Regions from separate parts of the Mus musculus genome. Here region 2 is linked to region 1. A link is a loop called in an ENCODE intact Hi-C map of the cell type or tissue named here. Cell type or tissue: heart. All regions are shown on one strand.

The links. Peaks named below come from ENCODE experiments on the same cell type or tissue, not always from the same donor. Only the 100,000 strongest peaks of a DNase experiment are listed, where the experiment ranks them.
Region 2: it touches region 1 in a loop (4-fold over the local background); 2 of 42 quality-filtered maps call a loop at or near these places.

What each region holds. Positions count from the first base shown.
Region 1 is chr9:111,741,443-111,749,442 of GRCm38, reverse strand. No RefSeq gene overlaps it. Among named protein-coding and RNA genes, the nearest start is that of Stac, 55 kb to the right of the region's middle. In heart, a CTCF peak has its summit at 4,046 (motif pointing right); no DNase peak of the experiment used is centred here.
Region 2 is chr9:111,915,084-111,923,083 of GRCm38, reverse strand. It overlaps 4930545L08Rik (RIKEN cDNA 4930545L08 gene), which reads left to right and starts at 4,355. Exons shown (of 2, transcript NR_166641.1): 1 at 4,355-4,795. In heart, CTCF peaks have their summits at 4,317 (motif pointing right) and 5,688 (motif pointing right); no DNase peak of the experiment used is centred here.

The sequences.
Region 1 (8,000 bases):
ATTGAGCATTTAGAAAGACATCACCGGTCCTTTCAAAGGGGCTGAAGGAAGCCAGACTTTCTTGGGTCTCATTTCTTACACAGTGACCTGTGCCCTGGCTGCCTAAATCAGTCTAGTGGCTATTGAACACACATCATTGAATGGGTTTTAGGCTCAACAGCAATAGTGATCAGAGGTGCTGTTTGCCTTCAAGGATCACAAATAGCTGGTGAGTCCCAGACATCAGGAACTCTCTAATCTGCAGCACATACATCTACTGAGATGACTACAGTCACAGATAGAGTGGTGTCTTCAGGTCCAGTTCTCTGCTGTTTCTGGATGCACTTGGAACAAGGTCATCTTTGTCAAGTTTGGAGTCACCTTCCCTCCAGGGGCGCTCAGACCTTCTCCTTACTTGCCTCAACTTCCAAACTCAGCTTTCCCCATGAACTTTCTCCCCTTCCTCTGAGAGTATCATAATCCAAGTCTGTTGTCATTCAATTCATGAAGGCTTGACAATGCCCTGCTATCCAAACTAAGCATCCTCCATTCCAGAAACTCAGACATGTAACTTGCCCTACTAGCTGCAGGCTGGAAACCTTACATATGACTGTTGTTCCATACTTTTCTGACTTCAGCATCTAAAGTACCAACACTTAGTTTTCATATGATCACCCAGAAGGAAAAAATGATGGTTTAACACGTATTCCCTACATTGCAAACACAACCCTGCACAGAGAAACATGATCTCTTTTTCCTTGACAGTAACCAAGAAGAGAAAGGCAACAACAAGAGTCTCACTAACTACTGAACCACACATGTTTAATTCAATACACAATGCACAACCAGCAGTGACCGCTCTTCTTATGTATCCAGCGCAGTCAAACCTATGTTACACAGATCTGGACCACAAAGACCCCTCAAGTCAATGAGAAAGATAGACAAGAGAGATGAGTATATATATTCTAACTCACAACTGACCCAAAGGCTGACTGGCAAGATGTGTATGAGATAGACAGGTCTCTTTGGTGTCAGGGAAATGTGTTTAAAGTGTGGAAGGAGAGCGCTTGCAGGAGTTGGAGAAGCAAGTGTGCCATGTGCTCATATCACTGCCTGTGTGTGACCAGGTTCTGTGGCTTCCCTCCAGTGTACTTCTGCCCTCTCTCCCTCCCTCCCTCCCTCCCTCTCTCCTACCCTCCCACCTTCCCTCCCTTCTTTCTCTCTTTCTTTGTTGCATATAAGTATTTTGCATTCATGTATACAATATACACCATATACATGCAGTGCTGAAGGGAGTCAGAAGAGGGCATTGGATTCTTTAAAACTGGAATTACAAATGGTTGTGAGCTACAGTATGGGTGCTGGAGACTGAACCCAGGCCAGGTCATCTGTAAGGGAAGTTACTGCTGATATCTCTCTCTCTCTCTCTCTCTCTCTCTCTCTCTCTCTCTCTCTCTCTCTCTCTCTCTCTCTCTCTCTCCCAACCCCCAGTCCCTGCTTCTGTTTATTATGGGTCTTGAATTTTCTCCTAAGGCTAAAATAACATTCTGATAGAACTCTGGAAATAAAACAGGAGGGTATGTCTCCAGACATCCACTTTTACTGCTCTTGGAGTGTGCTTTGGAGTTGTAACTGTTCATCGTCTGCAGCTAATGGGAGCAGGGTTTGGAAAGTGCTTTATTTCTGGTACTTTTCTAATTGGGTCAATAAACAAATACACTAGTCAGAAACTTGCTCTGCAAGCTTCTACCAAGCAATGCATCTGGAGACTGCCCTGGAGACCCTGGCTTTAATTAGTTTCAGTGGGGGGTCTAGCGGCTGCTCATGTCTTTAGAATTTACAGTGTCCCATGAATTTAGGAAATGGTGACTAACAAATGTCTCCAAAATGAAGCATCTAAAAGTATAGTCTGATTTTGTTGTTGTTCTCTGGACATTATTCCTCATCAGACAGTATCCTTCTCAGTGATCTACTTTACAAAAGAATTAATTTCTAAAATTGAGGAAATTTTGTTTTGGCTGTAGCATTATTGAGTAAAAGTAATAGCCCATGTGTGTCATGTTAGATGGGAAAATCAATAAATCATGGGCATACATAGATTCTATGCAGGGCCAATTTGACTTTTAGATAAACGTAGATATACTGTCATAAAAAGAATCCATATGTAGAGCAGTAGACTCATTACTGTCCTAGTTTTGAAGATATTCATATATGGAGGAAGGCTGAGGATGAGATTCAGTTGGTAAAGTGGAGTGATTGTCTAGTATGACTGAAGACCTGGGTTTTATCAGCAGCACCATGTAATCCCTGACATGGTGCCTCATACCTGTAAATACCACCACTCAAGAGTTGGAGACAGGAGGAGGGGGCTAGCTACATAGTGAGTACTTATAAGATATATAAGACTCCTCCCTTTCTCTCACACACACTGATAACACCGTTAATAACGTTTGTATTTCAAATACTGCAATATAAGTGAATTTTTATAAATCGGAACTCTCCTGTGTATACTAAAGGTGAATGTCTGGTATACGAGTAACTAGTGCAATTAAAGCTAAATGAAACTATGTAAATATGGGGGTAGCAATCACTTCTCGGTGTAACAGAGAGGCACGCTGACTTGGTAAGCAGGGAAACGAGACAGTGACATTCAAAAGGAGCTCCTGGGAGTGTTCCTCGTCCTACGCAAAGGGACCCTGGAGACTCTGTCCCTTCATGATGGTCAGAGAGCGAAGTTCCAGAATCCAAAGATGTTGCCACAAGTCTTCCCATCCATCAGTGCAGGAACCAGGTCCCTAATTCACCCACTTTATATGCATTAGTCCCACTGAGAACCGCTCCCAGGAGGACATCAGCCTCCTGCCTTGAACGTGACCAGGCACCCTGAAGAATATGAAATAATTTTGAAGTGCCTCGAAATTCACAAACAGAATGGCAGAAAATTTGGGGAATACATGGAGTGGCCCAGGCCTGATCCTTGGCTCACCCCTCTGGCCATGGCTCAAGACATTGATGATGATGCCGTGTTCTCTCTGCAATGCCAGCTCCATCAGATAACCTAGCCGATGTCAGCCAACTTGTGGACCTTGCAAGGTCCCTGGGGAGCGAGGCCTGGCCTGGCACAATGCCACTGTCTCCTCTTTCTATGAATCAAAAAGTCCATGCCCAGACAGATTCAAGGGATAAGCAGACACGGGCTTCCTCTCGGGTGGGAAAAGTTACATACTTGGTGAGCAGAGTTACCCATAATTGGATTTAAGAAAAAAAAGAAGAGCAATCTGTTCCTACAAACAATAATTTGGCATGGTTCTGTAATCCTCAGGGCACCCTCAAGTCTGAAGATAATCCTTACTTGTAAGGGTGGACAATTAAAAGCAGAGAAACACCTGCATCCCAGGACTGAGACTTGGATTCAGATTCAGGAAAGCCAGAATGAAGGCTCTTGGTGACGATTTCTCAGTACCCAATTCAAAGGCATCCCTTCCCCTTTGCCACTGCAATAAACAAACCAAGCATACCCAAGGGCCTTCCCAGGATCCTCTGGGCGATTAACAGCTCACCTGTGCTGGCCTTAGCCTTCCCATGTAAGGGCTTTCACTTTCTTACTCCGTGAGGATCTAACTTAAGTCTTTACACTTTCCCAGAAAGCACTTTAGAAATGGAAGTACTTCTGGTCATAAATTGCTTTTATCTGTAATGTTTACAAATTTTCAGTCATCCACTACTATTATTCTGATTCCTTTGTTTCACTTGTAGAGTTGTGTAAAAGGCTCCATTTGGAGTCTGGTCTCATGTGAAGGGGTTAACTTTCTCCCAGAGCAGCTAAAAGCAGAGGCTTTGTTGCCAAAGCCACTTAGCCAGCTCTCAGGGTTCTGGCAAATCAGGGTTTTTTTGTCTTGTAAGTGCTAATTTTTAGCTTTAATTTATTCCCATGTCAACCAGCATCAGTACCTGTGACCTGCTCACCTCGTGGGATTCTTTTTATAGCCGCTTCATTAACTGATTCCTATGTTATCCCTTGGGAGCAAGAGATGTTCCTGCTGCTGGCCATGCCCCAGTGCATGAAAGCTGCTGCCAGCAGGGGTTGCCAGCTCTCCCTCTGGGGTGGAGACAGTTCCAGAGAGTGATCTTGGAACTGACTGCTTGCCTTTCTCATCTCCTTATTCTACTGTCCTATTGAGATGTCTTTGCAAACTACATAAAACTTTCAAACATGCCTTAGTTTTGCTACAGAGGCCCGAGAGAATGGCTCACTGAATAAAGCTCTTGTTGCACAAGTAGGAAGACCTCAGCTCAATCCGTAATCCATGTGAAAAGCCAGGTGAAGTGGTGTCAGTTTGTAATCCAAGCATCGGGGAGATGGAGACACATGTGTGTAACACCTGAACATATACATGGCCTGATTTTCAATTTCTCATAGTCTTTGTGTTTAATACGCAAAGATGCAGATTTGAAAAATATTAACTTTATATACTTGTGATGGTTTGTATATGCTTGGCCCAGGGATTGGCACTATTAGAAGGTGTGACCTTATTAGAGTAGGTGTGTCACTATGGGTGTGAGCTTAAGACCCTCATCCTAGCTGCCTGGAAGTTAGTCTTCCACTAGCAACCTTCAGATGAAGATGTAGAACTCTCAGCTCTGCCTGCGCTATGCCTGCCTGGATGCTGCCATGCTCCTACCTTGACAATAATGAACTGAACCTCTGGACCTGTAAGTCAGCCCCAAATAAATGTTGTCCTTATAAGAGTCGCCTTGGTCATGGTATCTATTCACAGCAGTAAAAACCCTAACTAAGACAACACTTTTGGAACAAGATTTTATCAAAGATTACAAACAAGTGATATGTTCAGATTTGTAGTTTAGAATCAATAAAGGGGCACATTAAAATAAAGGCAGCATAAGGAGCCTTGTGAGTGTGTCAGTAACTAAGTCCACTGAGAGCAAGAAGGGTATATGTATTGAAGAGTCAAAATAAATCGAGGAACCGTTTAATGTATGACTGAAGAATAGGTATGGAAGAAGATATAGTCATTGTGATAGCTAGCTGCAATCGTCAACTTGACGTCACCTAGAACAGTGGTTCCCAACCTTCCTAAAGCTGTGACCCTTTAATACAACTCCTCATGCTGTGGTGACTCCCAGCCATTAAATTATTTCATTGTTACTTCACAAGTGTAGTTTTGCTGCTGTTATGAACTGATATTTGACAGGCAGGATATCTTATATTGCAACCTTTGTGAAAGGTTGGTTTGACCAAAGGGGTTGGAATCTACAGGTTGTGAACCACTGATCTTGAGTCACCTGGGAAGAGAGTCTCAATGTGTCCAATGTTTACATTGGGCTGGCCTGTGGGTGTGTCTATGAGGTGTTGGATTAATTAAGTTAAGTAATGTGAGAAGACTCAGCCCACTGTGAGTGGCACCATTCCCTTGGCGGGGGGGGGGGGGGGGTCTTCAAATGTATAAAATTCAAGAAATACAGCTGAGCACAACCCAGCAAGCCAGCACACAATGCATGTATGTCTTCCTTCAAGACCTTAACTGTGGGCATGATATAGATAACTGCTTCAAGCTTCTGCCACTGTGATTTCTCTGTAGTTATAGACTATAACCTGGAATTGTAAGCTAAGCTAAACCTTTTCTCTAGTAAATTGCTTTTTGTTAGAATGTTTTATCACAAGACCAGAAATAAAACTTGAACAGTCATACATCTAGAATAATACAAAAACTTGTGGGGTTTTTTTTGTATATAGTATAGATCCAAATGTGAAGCATATCTCAATATATACAGCCCTAGAAAATTCTTGTGTGTGTGCTAATAATGTTACCAGAGTCGTTAACTACATAAAACAATAGGAACAGCACCCCTGAAGAAATATGAGAGAAACCAGACACAAAAGGCACGTACAGTTTATAGAAAGGGCCAAGAGCCAGTACTAATGTGCACTGTTAAAAGTCAGGAGAGTGGTGGAGTGTGGAGGACGTGGGCTAGCATCTGGAACAGAGCCCAAAAAGGGGTTAGAGGCATAGTCTGCGCTTCTCCATCCAGGTGCTCATTGCATGGGCGTGTTCATATATTCTTTTGAAAATTTGACAACTTCTACACTTACACCACACACACTTTCCTTAAGCATATGTGTATGCATACGTGTGGGTGTGTGCAAGCCGCAGTGTGTGTATGGAGGTCAGACAAGAAGATGTGAGATCTGTTCTCTCCTTCCATTATGTGGGTTCCAGGGATCAAACTCAGATCATCAGGCTTGGTGGCAAGCGCCACCTTTACCTGCCGGGCTATCAGGCCAGCCAGCCTATAAGTATGTTGTGAATAACAGAACTGCAGGTCCTTTTACAGTTCCAGATTTCCCGTGTTAATTCATGGCTGTTATTTACCAAGTTATATAAAACCATAGACTGTCCTTCACAGCATCCTCTAGGCACAGAGAGTAGTGATTCGCTCTTGCAGAAGTAAAAACTTTCCATATAATCTTTGTAGCGAGGTGTCCTCTCATTGAATGATGGTTTTTGAGTCTTATGGATAAGATTCATTTTCTTGCATCAGCTCTGCCAGAGCATGCTGCCACACAGCTGTGGGAGATCAGAGAGAGCATGCCACTTCTGTTCTACCAACGCACATCAGTACATCACAGCTGCTGTCCAGCATGTCACCAGAGTGTGAGCTGGTGTCCAGTGTGTCACCCTGAGTGCAAGACACTATAAATGCAAAATTACATTTCCCCTGTTTTCAAATAAGGACATTAAAAAAAAGCACCTTGGAAGCTGAGGAGACGGCACAGTGGGTAAGATGGGTTGGATGGGGAGATGTTCAGTGGGTAAAAGGTTGGGGGTAGGGGATGGCTCAGATCTCTTGAAGATGAGATATTAAGTGAATGTATACACACACACACACACATACATACATACATATACATACAGCTCTTTAAAATGGGCATTTGGGGTTGAAAAAATGGCTCAATGAGTATAACGCTCGCCACGCAAGCATGACTCCAGTGCCCTAGAATCCACATAAAAGGCTGGTCATTGTATTATCCCCATGCTGGGGAGGCAGAAACAAGTGCATCCCTGGGGCTTGCTGTCCAGCCAGTCTTCCTGGATAAGATTGCTACAGATTCAGTGTGAGATTGTCACAAAAAAAATTAGGTGGAGAGTAACTAAGAAATACACATGGCATTGACTTCAGGCCGCCACACATATGTAGGTGCATGTACAACCACACAGAGACATGAGCACACACATGAACCTACACAAGAAAGAAAGACTGAAAACCACCTACATATCCCTCAAGAGCAAGAAGTATTGGCAAGTCAAGGTGTATGTGAAAAATAATGACCACATCAGCACAGATGAAATTATAGTAAGACAATTTCAGAATAATATATCCAATGTCATTCCAGGTATATAAAACAAAGACAGAAAAAAACCTGACCAATATTTAACCTAAATGTAGAAATGTATGTGTTAAAATCACAGTACAAAAGGGACAGAAATGAGATAAAATTGGGGAAAGATGGTTTCTAAATTCTAATGGTGCTCATTTAACTAACTCAGAGTTCTGAGTACCTAGATATATTCATTTTAATGGCATTACCTGTATTTTTTTTAGACAAGATGTTACATGTAGCTCTGGCTGGCCTAGAACTCTCTGTGTAGACCAGGGTGGCCTTGAACTCACAGAGATCCCCCTACCTCTGCTTCCTGGGTGCTGTGCACCAGCCTTAGAAATGTAACTGCGACAGATAGTGTAAATTAAAAGCCACTAACATTTTCAAGCTGTAAATAATTAGAAAATTAAGGAAGATAGCGAAACAAAAAAAAATTTCCAAAATACAAACAGCACCTGTCAGAAGCAGTACATGATGCATAATATAATATTATAAAATTATAAAAGCAAATTTCTGAATATTGGTGCAGAAGTGATCATGAAAATATTAACAAATATAATCTGACAGCAACTTCTTTTCATGAGAAATGAGTGACTATTTGGCAGTTAACAAAATGTGT
Region 2 (8,000 bases), 170 kb before region 1:
GTGTGTGTGCGTGTTTAAGTGAGGATACCACAAGAGGGTGTTGGATACCCTGTAGTTGAATGACAGGTAGGTATTGGAACCAAAATGAGGTCCTAGGAAAAATCAGCAAGTTCTCTGGCAGCCTTGAAGAGCACTGGCTCCTCCTCCAGAGAATCCCAGTTTGCATCCTAGCGTCCACATAGTGATTCACAACTGTTTGTAACTCCAGTTTCAGGAGATGGAAGTCCCTTTTGACCTACATCAGGCAATGCAAACGTGTATAGTACACACTCACACACATGCAGGCAGAATGCTCTTACATATAAAATAAAATAGATCTTAAAAATCAAAAACAAACAGAAAAGAGGACCAAAAAAGGCAAGTGAAACTCATGAATACATCCTAGGCCATCAATAAATATCTTATATACTTTATTTTACTTTGATATAATTAATGCTTTTTGCACCAAGTTTAAGTAATTGGATTCCCTAAAGAAACTCAAGAAAATACAAAACAAGCGAAAAGTAGGCTTTGCCTTAAGAGTTTTTCCTTAAGAGAATATTCTGGATGGTATACTAAATATCAAAATTGCTACTTACTCTGTACTTGGATGGAATACATATTTCTAAATAATTTTTTTCCTTTCTGATAGTTCAACAGCTGGCAAGTTATCAGACCATTTTAAAAACTGACCTTTCCACATAAAAGATGTTCTAGCTGGTTTGGGAAATAGAAAATAGATTTTGTTTTTATTTAAAATGTCAGACTTCAAAGTTGCCTTCAGCTTCACATAGTGGACCCAAGTCTCTTGATAGTTGGTAAGTTAATAAGAAAAAGTTAGACTTAACTGAATAGTCTTGTTTATTTTTAGAAGCTAACGCAAACCCAGTAACCTTTATAAGGCATCACCAATTAAACCAGAGCCTGAAGTGCTACAGCACACCGGGGAGAGTATTTGCGGGATTTTATAACTGTCACGACCTCACTAGATAGGCAGCATGCTATTTCTAGTGGATGAGCCATGCAAAGCAGTGCAAATGGTCCTGATGTGGAGATTGGGATACATGAGTGAAGCGGAAGGAAAGGTGAAAATTGCTATCCAAAGCATCCTATGACGGGTTTGCGATGGCTGTGCTTATAGTCCCTTTGGGAAAAAAAGGCCATCCAGAAGCAGAAAGATACGCTGGGATGGACTTAGAAGAAGAATGGATACATCCTTTTACTGAGTCTGAGGTTTTGGGGCAATGGAAGGGGCTAGCTGTGAGAAAGCACCGAGGGGAGTAAGAGATGAGTTGCCAGTGCCACTGAGGGTCTAACTTTTTTACACTCCCTGAATGCATTGCCTAGTGTCCGGAAGCTCGTGATTCAGTGGCGGGGACAAAATGACCCCAACAGGAGAGGGGAGATAAAAAGGAAAGAAAGAGCCATGAGTGCATTCTGGCACATCATTAAGCATTTCAGATGCCTTTCTGGTCTTATTTTAATATCATTTCGCCTCAAATTTAGTGATTTGATCCCTAAAGGAAGTTAAGAGAACTGGGAAAGAATGAAAGGCAGTTATGGTCACACTGTCTAGTTACTTGAACCATGCTGATTTTATGGAAATTGTTGTCTCACAATGCCCTACAGACTGGGTGGGTGTGGATTTTTGTCATTGCTTCCGTATTTGTTTTTAACTCAAGATAATCATTGTTATATCATTGACTATACTTGGATATGCAAATATTCAGTTTGTACTCTTTGGGAAATTATAAATTACTTGGGAAATAATATTACCATTGCTCTCAACCTTAAAGACATTAATTTTTTTAAAAAAAATATTTGTAGGGATAATGAGATGGCCCAGTGGTTAGGGACACTTGCTGCCAAGTCTGACAACCTGAAGTCAATCAACTAAGACCCACCTGGTGACAGGGAGAACTGACTCCTATAAGCTGTCCTCTGATGTCCACAAACACTCCATGGTATGTAACCTTAATTTTTTCAAACCCTATGTTTAATGATGGTCCTTTAACCTTCCTTGTAACCCACCACCCACTGAAGGTAGTGGAAAAGGAAGGATAAGGGGAAAGTGGGCCTGTTTAGTTGTTCTTTGGAGCAACTCCTGTCTATGTTGTCTGAAAATCCGCAGTTCACTTCACAGGTTAGCAGGCAGTGGCAGCTTCATCCACTCTCAAACACTTCACAGATATACCACAGTCCAATTTGGTAGAGTTGGTAACATCGGTGACACAACCTAGCAGAGACAGCCAGGCTTCAGTCTCAGCTTAAGTCAGCAGGAGGGACCAGCAGGAACACCAGGAGAAGTTCTCAGCTGTGCCTCTTTCAGGGAAAGGATGATCACTGAAGATGCAAGACCTACAGCATTGACAGCTAGCTGTACCGGCAAACCAAGCTCTCTGTTTTCATCACTCCATGGAGTCCTACTTATACCCTCCAAACATCAGGTGTCCTCCACGTGCCTTGCATGTGCATTCAATGAGCCCAAGTCCGGGGAAGCAGCAAGAAACTGCAGTACACCGCCAGAAGATTGTGGTCATTTCTCTCTATGGCATCCTGACAAACGCAGTTCAACTGCTCATTGTAAGGCAGAACAATAAACGTGTGTCATTAGCACAGCATCTTTCATCACGTTTCCTTTCACATGCTTGTTTGAGCAGCACATCCTCTCTCCTGTGTCTGCTTCAGCAAAATGTTCCTTCATGTGTTTTCTCAAACAAAACACCATCCAGCCGATTTTACAAAGAACCCTTACATTTCCACTTCACTCACAGGCACACAGTAAATAATACATGTAAAAAGATTTCTAAACCAATTTTTTTTTCAAAATATACTACACAAATAAAAAATAGGATAGCTACACACATCAGCTTCCCTAAACAGATGTCTGCATTGCAGTATGAGGGCCAACATAAGGCAGCCTTAGCTGATTCCAGACTAAATAACTTGTTACTGGCACAGATACAAAGCCCCGATCTCTGTGGCTTACGATGATAATTTTTGAGAGTGGTAATTCAACTCAAGATACCAGCATGATTGTGAAATGAAGCTATCTTCTCTGTTGGATATTTCACACGAATTGTGCTTTAAACTTGAACTCTTGTTAGTCACACACTCAGATGCAATTCTCTCAGGCTACCCAACAAAATTCTATGCCATCATCTTAAGGAGTGATGATAACAATACAGTAGCGTGCCCACTGCTTCTGTCAACTGGGGATTCCGAAGGCTAAATCACCTTTACAAATTATTCCTTTTAATTATACTATTCTAAAAATGTAGTCTTATTAATGGGCGTTCTTATGGTCACAATACATGACATGCCTCCAAGGTCAGATACGGTTTTGGCCACCAAAGTACATACCTTTCTTACCTGTGAAATAACTGGAATCTAGGGGGGAATTTTAGCACCTTGAGGCCACTTCTGCAGTTGCTGTAAAGCACTAAAACTAAGCCCAGCTCTTCAGATTTCCAGTGCAGCGCATTTTGACTCACATTACAGGGTGCCTTGTATAATTATAGCTGCAAAGGTGGTGTGTGAGTAAAGACTGCTGAGAAAGCCAGGGATCAGAAGAAAATAAGACACACACCCCCCCCCCCCCACACACACACACATTGGGTTGTTGTCAAGAATGCTTACCCCAGGCTGGAGAGATGGATCAGCCATTAAAGGCTAGGCTCACAACCAAAAATATAAGAAGGGTTTCCCTCCAATCAATCACATTAAAGAGATGTGTGTGGTACTAGAGACCCCACCTTCTGTATTTAGTGGGTCTTCTAAACCTACGCCTCTTTCATTTCCCCCTCCTCTAGCCTCCCTTTGCAAACAGAAGTGGAGCACAGTGTGTGGGGGTGGCAAGGGGGGGTCCATGGGGCTGAAACCAATGCTGGAGAATTTTACAGTCAAGCTGACTGAATGGGTTCCCTGTATGAGCCAGGGACGAAGCTGTTTGCTAATTTGAGAGTGTTCAATATCGATGCTATTCCAACTCGTTTATCTTATAAAGCCGGGAGAATGGCTTTTAGATGCTTTTCCTGGGGCACAGAATTGAATTCTCTAACTGACCTTGTAAAATTGTCTCAAAAAAAAAAAAAAAAAAAAAAAAGAAGAAGAAGAAGCTGGCCAGTTTTTCTTTTCCTCTCCTTTACTGTGGGTTAAACATGCAGAAACTGTGTTTCATTTGAGGTTTTTCTCTCGGTTATCATCACCCTCCACAATGCAAATGCGTTTGCATTTGGGCAAAATGACCCAAAAGAACCAAGACTATCTTGAGGAAAGCTATGTCCAAGTGGCGGAAGCTCTGGAACACACAGCACACAAGGCACAACGAGCGACAGCAGGTGGCGCTCTCCACCAGCTCCAGCGCCGGCGCCTCAAGCACAGCTCAGCATCCTGCACTGGACCAGATGAAAACAGGGTCCTGATGTATGGGATGTCTATGGTAGGAAGTTCCAAGCAGGGGAGGGTTGGTACTTACAGACTTGCATCGCGAGTTTGAAACGTTAAAAATATTGAGACGGAAGCTCTGAGTTCCTGAACTGGAGATTCCAGGATGAACTTGGGCGACTCACTAAGAAGCAACTATGGGGCAGGCCACCCACCATGCCCTGCACTTGCAGGTGTGTGTACACATGCCTGTGAAGGCACACCCATGGAAATGGAAAGTGCTGACTTTCTCTGCTACTCACAGTTAACAGCCTCACTTGGAATTTCTGTCTGCGCAGCTTCCATTCAAACTCTTCTAACTGCCTGTGGGCTTGCAGAGGCTCCAGGATACCCACCCACTCTTGCCTGTTCCCTGGCTCTTCTCTTTCAGGTAAATAACCGCCATTTTGTTTCTCCGTCTTGTTCCAGGTGGGTGCTTGTCTTCCATTTTCCCTTTTTATTCTTTTTAACCAATAGAAAACTGTTTTAATTTAATTTAACTTTATTTATTTTCTTTGCCCTAGGGTTTAACCACAGGGAGACTAATGAGTTCTTACAATCTACCAACCCCCAACAAAAAGTGTTTTATTGGTTAACTCCCTTACAATGTTATAGAGGGAAATGAATTTTAGGCATTACTCTTTGTGTCAAAAATATTAAGAAATATATAGCATAGAGTTGTTGGTTGGTACTTTTTTTTTCTGAATTGTGTGTATGGGAGGGGGGTATCTCTGTGAACAACCTAGCCTTGAACTCATTAAATGGATGAGACTGGCTTTGAACTCCTAATCATCTCAATTTTGTCTCCTGAATGCTAAGACTGAAGACTTGCACCACCACACGGACTAATTGGGTTCTTATTGGGTTCTTGTTTTGTTTCATTTCTTCTTCTTCTTCTTCTTCTTTTTCTTCTTTTTATTTTTTTTTTTTATTTTTTTTTTTTTTGGTTGGTTTGTTTGGTTTGGCTTGGTTTGGATCGGTTTTTGCATTTCTTCCACATACATAGAATTACCCTCTCCAGCAAAACACCTTACATCAAACATGAGGTACCTCGAGCATTAGGGACTCCCAGTAGACAACTGGAGTCTCAGGAATGACCTTCACTTGCTCATTTCAAAATTATGTCTCTGATTTCTCTCAGATTCTTAAAAATATATCCCCTGTGGACAGATGACTCCATCTCTAGCGGTGCTCATGGAAGCTCACCTGCCTGCCTTTGAGTTTGTGAAATAGGATGCTACTTTCTTTCCTTTAGAGACCAAACACGAAGCCCTCTTCTCTTTGCAGCCTCCAGAGGGCAGTGTTCCCCTTTTATTCATCCCGGCTTAGGGCGGTCTGAAGCAGTTGCTTGGGGTCTTGTTTAAACAGCAGCAGAAGGGGAATGGCCAACGACGACAAAGGCGCATCGGTTTACAGCGCCAGAAAGATGCTTACATGCTTATACAGTGTCATAGTTCCCCTTGATTGCTCAGAAGATGAGAACTCTGCAATGTAAAACTGAGTCAAAGCCTCCTACAAAGAAGACTGATAGTGATCTGAAGTTTGTGTGTGAAGTGGGAGGCGGTGGGGAGAGGGATTCCCCTGTCCCTGGATCAGCACTGGCACGGGATGATGTGAGACAAAAAGAAATGTAGCCTGGATTCTGAAGGATACATAGGAGAGCTTTGGGCTGACAAGAGGAGAAGGAAAAATCTACCCGTGGATAGAAGAAGGGTCATGCCAGCCACCAGAGGGAAGCCTGGAGACAGAAGATGCCCTGCCAGGGGGTTGGCCTTGCAGGGTGCGCGGGGTCACGTGGGAGACACTGTGGAGGGTACCTCAGAGGCTGGCCTTTGCTAACGGATAGCCTTGTGGCAGCGAAGGCAAGATGCCTGCTTTGTTGACTTTCTCCCAAATTTCTGTGTCCAGAGGAAACTGTACACTACCACTCCCCTGTAGTTGTTCCTGATTCTTGGAGTGCTGAGGAGGGCATTTTGATTGGAGTCTGGATGGGGAATTTAAGGTCAATACAGTATGTGTACACCCATCGCCCTCTGTGTGGAGGAAGTGCTCCATGCTTCAGTGGTTAAGAGCACTTGCTGCTCTGGCAGAGGACCAGCGTGATGTTCCCAGCACCCACATCCGGCAATTCACAATTGCATGTAATTCCGACCGCTAGTCATTCTACTTTCTCTTCTGGCCTCCCTGGGTACCTACATGGGCCTGTAGACTGACTCTCTCTCTCTCTCTCTCTCTCTCTCTCTCTCTCTCTCTCTCTCTCACACACACACACACACACACACACTGAAATAAACCTTTAAGGGTTAAAAAAAAAACCCAAGTGTTTTGTGTCTTAGGAACATGTGTCACCATGTTCCTGCTCTGATGAGAAGCCCCACTTGCAGTGACTGTCACGACAGCTCCCGTAGATGGCGGCCTATAATGGATTGGATTCCATTATATAATGTAGTGGATTACATTATAACTTGGATTATCTTTGGTCACAACTAAGTTGTATAAAACACCAGTAAAAAGTTGCTAGTTTTAGGAGGTCCTTGTGGAAAAGGTGTTACTATTGTGCTTTAGATCCTATGGAAATATGAGCTAGTTTCTGCTTAATCTCTGAAGAGAGTGCTTACATGTGGGGTTCATTTCCAACTCAATAGAAAAATTAAGGGTTTTTGTTGTTGTTTTGGAAATACAAAAGGTTCTTTTCTATGTGACAAGGTGATCTATAATGACTTTTCTCCAGCTTCATAAAAGTGGTGATAACAGGCCACAACGTCTCCATTCTCCTTGGTTGTAGTCTTGGTTCCTCCATACTTCATTTAGGCTTTCACATCACTGTACAAGAGTTTCTGTCAAAACTCAGTGTATAAGATACCACGCGCCCAACTTCCCCCTGTTACACAGAGGGCAGTGCAGGTGCTTCCATTAAAAGACAGAGAATCTTAAAGTTAAGGTAAAAACGTGTTATTCATTTGTCCTTAAAGAGTCACACCAGGAGCTGATCCTGGTGTGATTAGCTATGTAAATATAGTGCTACAATCATTACCAAAAGCTATTTATTTTATCATGTGTTAGTGCATGTGTGTGTAGGTATCTGTGTGTGTGTGTGTGTGTGTGTGTGTGTGTGTGTGTGTGTGTGCAAACGCTACAGTGTGTGGTAGACCGCCAGTGTTGGTCTTCGCTTTCTCCCTCCTTTGAGATAGCCTCCTGTTTTGAGTCACCACCAGCCAGCTGGCCTGTGAGCTTCCAGGGAACCTGTTTCTCCTCCCCTCCCAGCAGCTCATCCCCATCTGAGATTACAGACGCATATGCCACAAGGTCTGGTATTTCTGTGGGTTCGGTGAATTCCATGTCAGATCTCCTGCTTGCACAGGAAACATTTTACCCACTGAGTCATTTGCCAGTCCTGAGAAGAGAGCTGGGAGAAGACTGACAAAAGATGTTAAAAAAACAACAAACAAACAAACAAACAAAAGAAACAAAACAAAACGCTTTCTGTTTCTATCATGACTGCGCTTATGGAAAACTCTGCACACAGGTGAAAAGCACACGTGAAGTCATTCTGAATGAGAAACTCTAAACTTGAACATCTTACCATGGATGTGTAA